3 separate regions of the Homo sapiens genome follow, and all the other regions are linked to region 1. Evidence: chromatin loops called from intact Hi-C (ENCODE). Cell type or tissue: Caco-2. All regions are shown on one strand.

The links. A loop is a pair of places that touch in the nucleus more often than their neighbours do. Peaks named below come from ENCODE experiments on the same cell type or tissue, not always from the same donor. Only the 100,000 strongest peaks of a DNase experiment are listed, where the experiment ranks them.
Region 2: it touches region 1 in a loop (9-fold over the local background); 5 of 110 quality-filtered maps call a loop at or near these places.
Region 3: it touches region 1 in a loop (6-fold over the local background); 3 of 110 quality-filtered maps call a loop at or near these places.

Annotation. Positions count from the first base shown.
Region 1 is chr11:58,285,243-58,287,742 of GRCh38, forward strand. No RefSeq gene overlaps it. Among named protein-coding and RNA genes, the nearest start is that of OR10W1, 18 kb to the left of the region's middle. In Caco-2, a CTCF peak has its summit at 1,222 (motif pointing left); a DNase peak (open chromatin) is centred at 1,209.
Region 2 is chr11:57,662,176-57,664,675 of GRCh38, forward strand. No RefSeq gene overlaps it. Among named protein-coding and RNA genes, the nearest start is that of ZDHHC5, 4.7 kb to the right of the region's middle. RefSeq lists a silencer at 766-835. In Caco-2, no CTCF peak of the experiment used is centred here; a DNase peak (open chromatin) is centred at 966.
Region 3 is chr11:58,191,062-58,193,561 of GRCh38, forward strand. OR9Q2 (olfactory receptor family 9 subfamily Q member 2) reads left to right here. Exons shown (of 2, transcript NM_001005283.3): 2 at 1-2,500. The coding sequence ends at 374. Among named protein-coding and RNA genes, the nearest start is that of OR9Q2, 3.2 kb to the left of the region's middle. In Caco-2, no CTCF peak of the experiment used is centred here; a DNase peak (open chromatin) is centred at 1,300.

The DNA of each region.
Region 1 (2,500 bases):
GTGCTGTTGGCAGGGGCACAGTGGGAGTGACACAGGCCGTTTGGGGTGCATGGGAGCTGGGTGAAGCCTGTGACTGCTGGCTTTCCCCCACTTCCCTGACAACCTGCAGGACACAGTAGAGGCAGCCATAATCCTCCTAGGAACACAACTCCATTGACCTGGGAAGCTTTCCCCTATCTCCCACAGCAGCCACAGCAAGACCCATCCAACTAGAGTCTGAGCTCAGACATGACTAACCCTGCCCCCACCTAATGGTCCTTCTCTACCCACCCTGGTAACTGAAGAAAAAGGTTATATAATCTAGGGAGTTTTAGGGCCCTGTCCACCGCCTGTTCCTCCCCATACTACTACAGCTGATGCTCTCTTGAAAGTGCCACCTCCTGGCAGGAAGCCAACCAGCACAAAATGTGCACTCATCAACCAAAGCTTAGAACCCTCACAGAGTCCACTTCACACCCTTGCTACCTCCACTGAAGCAAGTGTTGAGAGACCCGCAGGTGGTTCACATCACAGGACTCTAAAGACAACCCACAGTACCAGCCCAGAGCCTGGTAGACTTGCTGGGTGGCTAGATCCACAAGAGAGATAACAATCACTACAGCTCAGCTCTCAGGAAGTCACATACCTAGGAAAAGGAGGAGAGTACTACATCAAGGAAACGCCCCGTGGGACAAAAGTATCTGAACAACAGCGTTGAGCACTAGACCTTCCCTCTGACAGAACCTACCCAAATGAGAAGGAACCAGAAAGCCAACTCTGGAAATATGACAAAACAAGGTTCTTTAACACCCTCAAAACACCACACTAGCTCACTAGCAATGGATCCGAACAAAGAAGAAATCCCTGATTTACCTGAAAAAGAATTCAGGTTAGTTATTAAGCTAATGAGGGAGGCAACAGAGAAAGGCAAAGCACAATGTAAGGGAATAAAAAAAAATGATATAAGAAGTGAAGGGAAAAACATTCAGCGAAATAGCATAAATAAAAAATCAAAACTTCAGAAAACAATGGGCACACTTACAGAAATGCAAAATGCTCTGGAAAATCTGAGCAAGATTTCAGGTCCAGGAAGACTGGTGAGCAGGTGTCAGAGAGACTTGGTGGGTTGTCATCAAGTAGGACTACCCTTGAACCTGTGCAAAAGAGACACTAACTTGGTGAGCTCCTTCTCAAAGGAACATATAGGGCCACAGCTGGCTCTTACTCATAAGCACCATCTACTGGTCTTTAGGCCAGACTGCACAGCCCAATATAAAACCTGCCTAGGAAAGTGCATAGCCTAAGACCCTATCCAGCATATTCTACAGTCACACACCCTAGGAAGGGGAGGAAATGTCAAGAAAAAAATATATAAAGAAACAAACAAAAAATCCTATCTGCATGAAAATAATTACGAATATTAGAAGTGTCAGTCTTTCCAGATGAGAGGGAAGAAGTGTAAGAATTCTGAGCTGTGAAAAATCCAAATGTGACGACACTATCAAAGGATCACACTAGCTCTCCAGCAATGGTCCCTACCCAAAATGGAAAGTCAGTAATGACAGATAAAGAATGCAAACAATGAGATATCATCTTACACCAGGCAGAATGGCTATTATTAAAAAGTCAATTTTGGTGAGGATGCAGAGAAAAAGAATGCTTATACACTGTTGGTGGGAATGTAAATTAGTACAACCTCTATGGAAAACAGTATGGAGATTTCTCAAAGAATTAAAAATAGAACTACTATTAGATCCAACAACCCCACTACTGGATATCTACCCAAAAGAAAAGAAATCATCATATGAAAAAGATACCTGCACTCATATATTTATCACAGCACTATTATCAATAGCAAAGATTTGGAATCAACCTAAGTGTCCATCCACAGGTCAATGGATAAAGAAAATGTGGTATATATACACAATGGAATAATATTCAGCCATAAGAAAGGATGAAGTCATGTCTTTTGCAGAACATAGATGGAACTGGAGGCTATTACCTTAAGTGAAACAAATTAGACCCAGAAAGACAAATACCACACGTTCTCACTTATAAGTGGGAGAGAAATAATGTGTACAGTGGGCATACAGTGTTCAATAGCAGACACTGGAGACTTGGAAGGATGGGAGGCTGGAAAGGGGGTGAGGGATAGGAAACTACGTAATGGATAAAATATTATTTGGATGATGGTTACACTGACTGCTCAGACTTTACCACTGCACAACCTACCCATGTAAGAAAACTGCACTTCTACCTGTTGTATTTATACAAATAAAAAAGGAGAAAAAGATTATTTCTTAGTCAAATTACTTGTTTAGGGGCCTTTAAGGAAAACAACTTTGCATCCAACAGTTGGGCTGCACTGTGAAAAAAAAATTATTCTTCAAGGACACAGTTTATAGAAGGCTACAACAAAAGACATTTAAAGGCTATTCTGCTATCTATATTATGATGGAGGTCTTTGCAATCTGTGTCATAATGATTAACTTTGAGAATTTTACTGTAGTCAGTGATACGG
Region 2 (2,500 bases), 620 kb before region 1:
TCTTTTAGTAGGGACAGGGTTTCACTATGTTGGCCAGGCTGGTCTCAAACTCCTGACCTCATGATCTGCCTGCCTCGGCCTCCCAAAATGCTGGGATTACAGGTGTGAGACACTGTGCCCGGCTGTGAGTTCTTATGATAGTTCACCTTTCCTCTGCGCTTAGGTAAGTAGATGGTAAATCTGCTGTCAGTGCTGGATTTACTGTGGGGAGTTAGAGGCTGGTGATAATCTTGGAATGAGATTTCATATCTAATCATTTTCCAGAGATAGCTCATTTTCCTTCCAGTACAGCTATCCTTGTCTATTTGATTGGAACTAGGCCCTAAGTCAAAGTGTAACTTAAGCTTTCAGGTGGTAAGAAACTGGGAAAGCCCATTCTTTTTGATCTCTTGCAAATGACTGTTTGGTGTCCCTGGTTTGCACTTGGATTACTTAAGTATCTGATGCCATTCATCCATTCCTTCTTTTCATAAATGTTTACTGAGGACTGACTGTTTGTCAGGAGCCACTGTAGATGGGGAACAAGACAGACAAAAGTTTTATGGAGCTTACATTATAGAATAAACAAATTTAAAAAGGCAAGTGCTATGCAGAGACTTAAATTTGGGGGATATGAGACAGAGTGACTGGAGGCTACTTTAGATTGGGTGGTCAGGAAAGGCCCTTCCTGAGCATACATTTTGGGCTAAGACTTGAATGGCTGTGTGAAGTCTGGGGCAAAACCTTCCTGGTGAGAAAAAACTGCAAAACCCTAATAAAGGAACAAGCTTGATGAGTTTGGTGAAGAGAAAAGCCAGTGTGGTTGAAGCTTAGTGAACCAAGAAAGACTGTACAAGATGAGGCTGGAGGGGGCAGCAAAGACCAGATAATGTAGGGCTTTTGTAAACCACGGTGAAGAATGGATTTTTTGGCCCAGGTGCCATGGGTGGTGGCCATGCCTTTAACCCCAGCCACTCAGGAGTCTGAGAATCCCTTGAACCCAAGAGGTGGAGGTGCAGAAAGCCGAGATTGCATCACTGCATTCCAGTCTAGGTGACAGAAGGACACTCTGTCTCAAAAAAAGAAAAGGATTTTTTATTTCTTTTTAAGAGATAGGGATCTCAGCCGGGCGTGGTGGCTCATGCCTGTAATCCCAGCACTTTGGGAGGCTGAGGTGGCTGGATCACTTGGGGTCAGGAGTTCGAGACCAGCCTGACCAACATGGTGAAACCCCATCTCTACTAAAAATGCAAAAAAAATTTAGTTGAGCGTGGTGGCACATGCTTGTAATCCCAGTTACTTGGGAGGTTGAGGCAAGAGAATTGCTTGAACCCGGGAGGTGGAGGTTGCCGTGAGCCAAGATCACGCCACTGCACTCCAGCCTAGGCAATAAGAGCGAAACTCTGACTCAAAAAAAAAAAAAAAAAAAAAGAGATGGGGCGTGTCTCACTATGTTGCCCAAGCTGGCTTTGAACTTCTGGGCTTAAGTGATCCGCCCACCTTAGTCTCCTGAGTAGCTGGGACTACAGGCTCATGCCACAGCACCTGGTTTAAGAATGGATTTTACTCTTAAGAGCAATGGGAACCAGAGGGGAGGGGTAGTTAAGTAGAGTAATTATTTGATCTTTTTTTTTTTGGGGGGGGACAGAGTTTCATTCTTGTTGCCCAGGCTGGAGTGCAATGGCGCAATCTGGCTCAGTGCAACCTCCACCTCCCAGGTTCAAGCGAGTCTCCTGCCTCAGCCTCCCGAGTAGCTGGGATTACAGGCATGCGCCACCATGCCCGGCTAATTTTGTGTTTTTAGTATAGATGGGGTTTCTCCGTGTTGGTCAGGTTTGTCTCCGACTCCCGACTTCAGGTGATCCGCCCGCCTAGGCCTCCCAAAGTGTGGGATTACAGGCGTAAGCCAGCACGCCCGGCTGATCTCCTCCCTCCCTTCCCTCTTTCTTTCTTCCTTTCCTTTCTTTTCCTTTCCTTTCCTTTCCTCTTTCCTCTCTCCCTCCTTCCTGCTCTCTTTTTCTTCTCTCTTTTTTCTTCTCTTTTTCATTCCTTCCCCTTCCTTCCTATTCCTTCCTTTCCTTTCCTTCCCTCACCTCCTCTCCTCTCTCCTCCCCTTCCCTCCCCCTTTCCTTCCCTCCTTCTGAGTTTTGCTATGTTGCCCAGGCTAGAGTGCTGTGGCATGACCTCGGTGCACTGCAACCTCTGCCTCCTGGGTTCAAGTTATTCTCCTGCCTCAGCCTCCTGAGTAGCTGAGTAGCATGCACCACCATGCCTGGCGAATTTTTGTATTTTTAGTAGAGATGGGGTTTTGCCATGTTGGCCAGGCTGGTCTCGAACTCCTGACCTCAAGTGATCCATCCGCCTCGGACTCCCAAAGTGCTGGGATTAGCCTGGCTGATTACTTTACATTTTGAAAAGATCACTGCTTTGTGGAGAGTGGGTTATAGGGCAAGTGTAAAAGCAAGGACAGTAATTAGGAGAGTTTTGTAAAAGTGCAAATGTGAGAAATGGTGGGGGATGA
Region 3 (2,500 bases), 94 kb before region 1:
ACAGCTACACTCAGGAAGTGGTGATTATTGTGTTTGCTCTTTTCGTCATGCCTGCCTGTATCTTGGTGATCTTGGTATCCTACCTGTTTATCATTGTGGCCATCCTGCAGATCCACTCTGCTGGAGGCCGGGCCAAGACCTTCTCCACCTGCGCCTCCCACCTCACTGCCGTCGCTCTTTTCTTTGGCACCCTCATCTTCATGTACCTGCGAGACAACACAGGCCAGTCCTCCGAGGGAGACCGAGTGGTGTCTGTGCTCTACACGGTGGTGACCCCAATGCTGAATCCCCTTATCTATAGCCTGAGAAACAAGGAGGTAAAAGAGGCCACTAGGAAAGCCCTGAGCAAATCAAAGCCTGCTAGAAGACCCTAAATGGACCCTTGTGAAATATATCATTCCTTAGTTTCCCCATCTTTTCTGTCTTTTCTCAATAGCACCTTCTGGAGAGACTTTCCTAAATAACCCTATGCAAAATCGCACCTGAACTTCCCACCTCCACTTTCTGATTTATTATTCCATGTAATACTTATCATCATCTGACATATTAGATGTTATATGTGTTTGACATTTTCTAATGCTCACAACTAGAAAGTAAGCAACATGAGAGCAAATACTTTTTTATCTGAGCTTCATTTCTATATGTCCAGTTCCTAGCAAAGCACCTAGCATGTGAAAGGCACTCAATAAATATTTGTTGAGTGAATGAATCTCAGGTTCCATTGTCTACTTTTAAGTTGTAATTTCTTCAGTCATCAGTTTTCTTATCTGTCAAGTAGATTTATCTACCTTATAGGACTATGGTTTTGAGGATCCAATGCATAAATGGACAAGGATCGCCTCTGTCTTATTCACTAGTATCTGCAGAACACAGTGCATTGCCCAACACAATAAATACTTGATGAGTGAAGCAAGAATATTTGGAAAATTATAAAGCAGTCTACAAATACAACTGCTGTTTTGATCCAAAGGTATTTTCCAAATTTTGTCATTTATTCATTTATTCTTTCTTTTTTTATCTTCTTGTTTCTGTGATTTTTGAATAACAATGAGGAAAATAATAATAATAATAATAATAATAATAATAGCAAGTTACACTTATTAGGCATTATTATCTTCCAGGACTTACAATAAGTTTGCTACAGGAATTATTTGATTTAATTTACAGGACATCCCTATGAGGTAGGTTCTATTATTATCTCTGCTTTATAGGTAGGTGAGGCACTTGAGGCTTAGAGATGTTGAGTAATATTCTCAAGGTCGGCAAGCAAGTAGTTGGGTGGGGCTTCCACCCAGCTAGGCCTGAGCTCCTATCGGACACACACACTGTTGCTAGCTGTAATCTATTGCCTATTCTATATAATCACTCAACCGGAATTTATTGTTATTGCTCTTTTCTTTTTCCTTTTATCTGGTGAAGAAAAGGTAAAAGTCCAATCTGTTGGTGTAGATGGCAGTCAACAAAATTCATTTTATAGCCCCTATGTTCTAGGATTGTATAATGTGACTTTGTGTATATATGTGTGTGTGTGTGTATAGTTGTGCATGATAAAGTGAAGTGTGTAAACAGCAACTTCTGAATTTGAGGAATGTTTGTTTTAAGGAGATATAATAAATATTTTAGAAAGGAGATGGCTGGGCATATTTAGGAAAAGGTATAGGGAAAAAATGAACACCTATGGCCAAGAGGTTTGGGATCATATATCAGCTCTGGTAGAAATCATTTAAAAACTGCAGATTGGGGTGAAGGAATACCACAGAATGCCTCTTGATGTTCATTTTCCAAATATTAACTGTCATGCAAATATTTTCAGAGCACACCAACATCTGTGGTGGGTGTTAGACATATTTGTGTTGTGGAAAGAACTCAGAACTTGGCACCAAAGTGTCCAGTCTGCCACTTCTTAGCAGTGTGGCTTCAGATTAATTAGTGCCTTTCAGCCTGCTTCTCCTCTGTGAAATAATACTTACTAAGCACTTACTCTGGGACATGATTTACATGTATCTCATTTATTCTCACAATAACTTGGTATATTTGGATAATTGGAAGGCATTCGGTAATATTATAAACATTATTTAGTGTTATTAATTACTGTTATTAATTCATGTTAGTATGGTGCTTGTCCAGGCTCCACAGCCTAGTGAGTAGTGATGGGCAGAGGGACCCATAGCTGATCTCTGGGCCTCTTTATTGAAGAACTGTCTGGAACAGTCCCTCCTGGGCCCAGATTAGCTCTAAACCTGGACATTTCCAGGAGTCAAGTTCTCAAATAATTTTTTAACTTAATTCTTAAGCTAGTGCACACTTACCATATCCTAGGTACAATGCTAAAAGCTTTACATGAATCCTTTATTTTAGCCCTCCTAACAATGTTAATGAAAAGTAATTTTTATTGACCCCATTTAGCAAAACAAAAAAGAAAATCTAAGACTCAGAGATATTATGTGACTTGACCAAGTTATGTAGCAAGAAAGTGGCAGATGAGGGAGGTTCTGTTCTC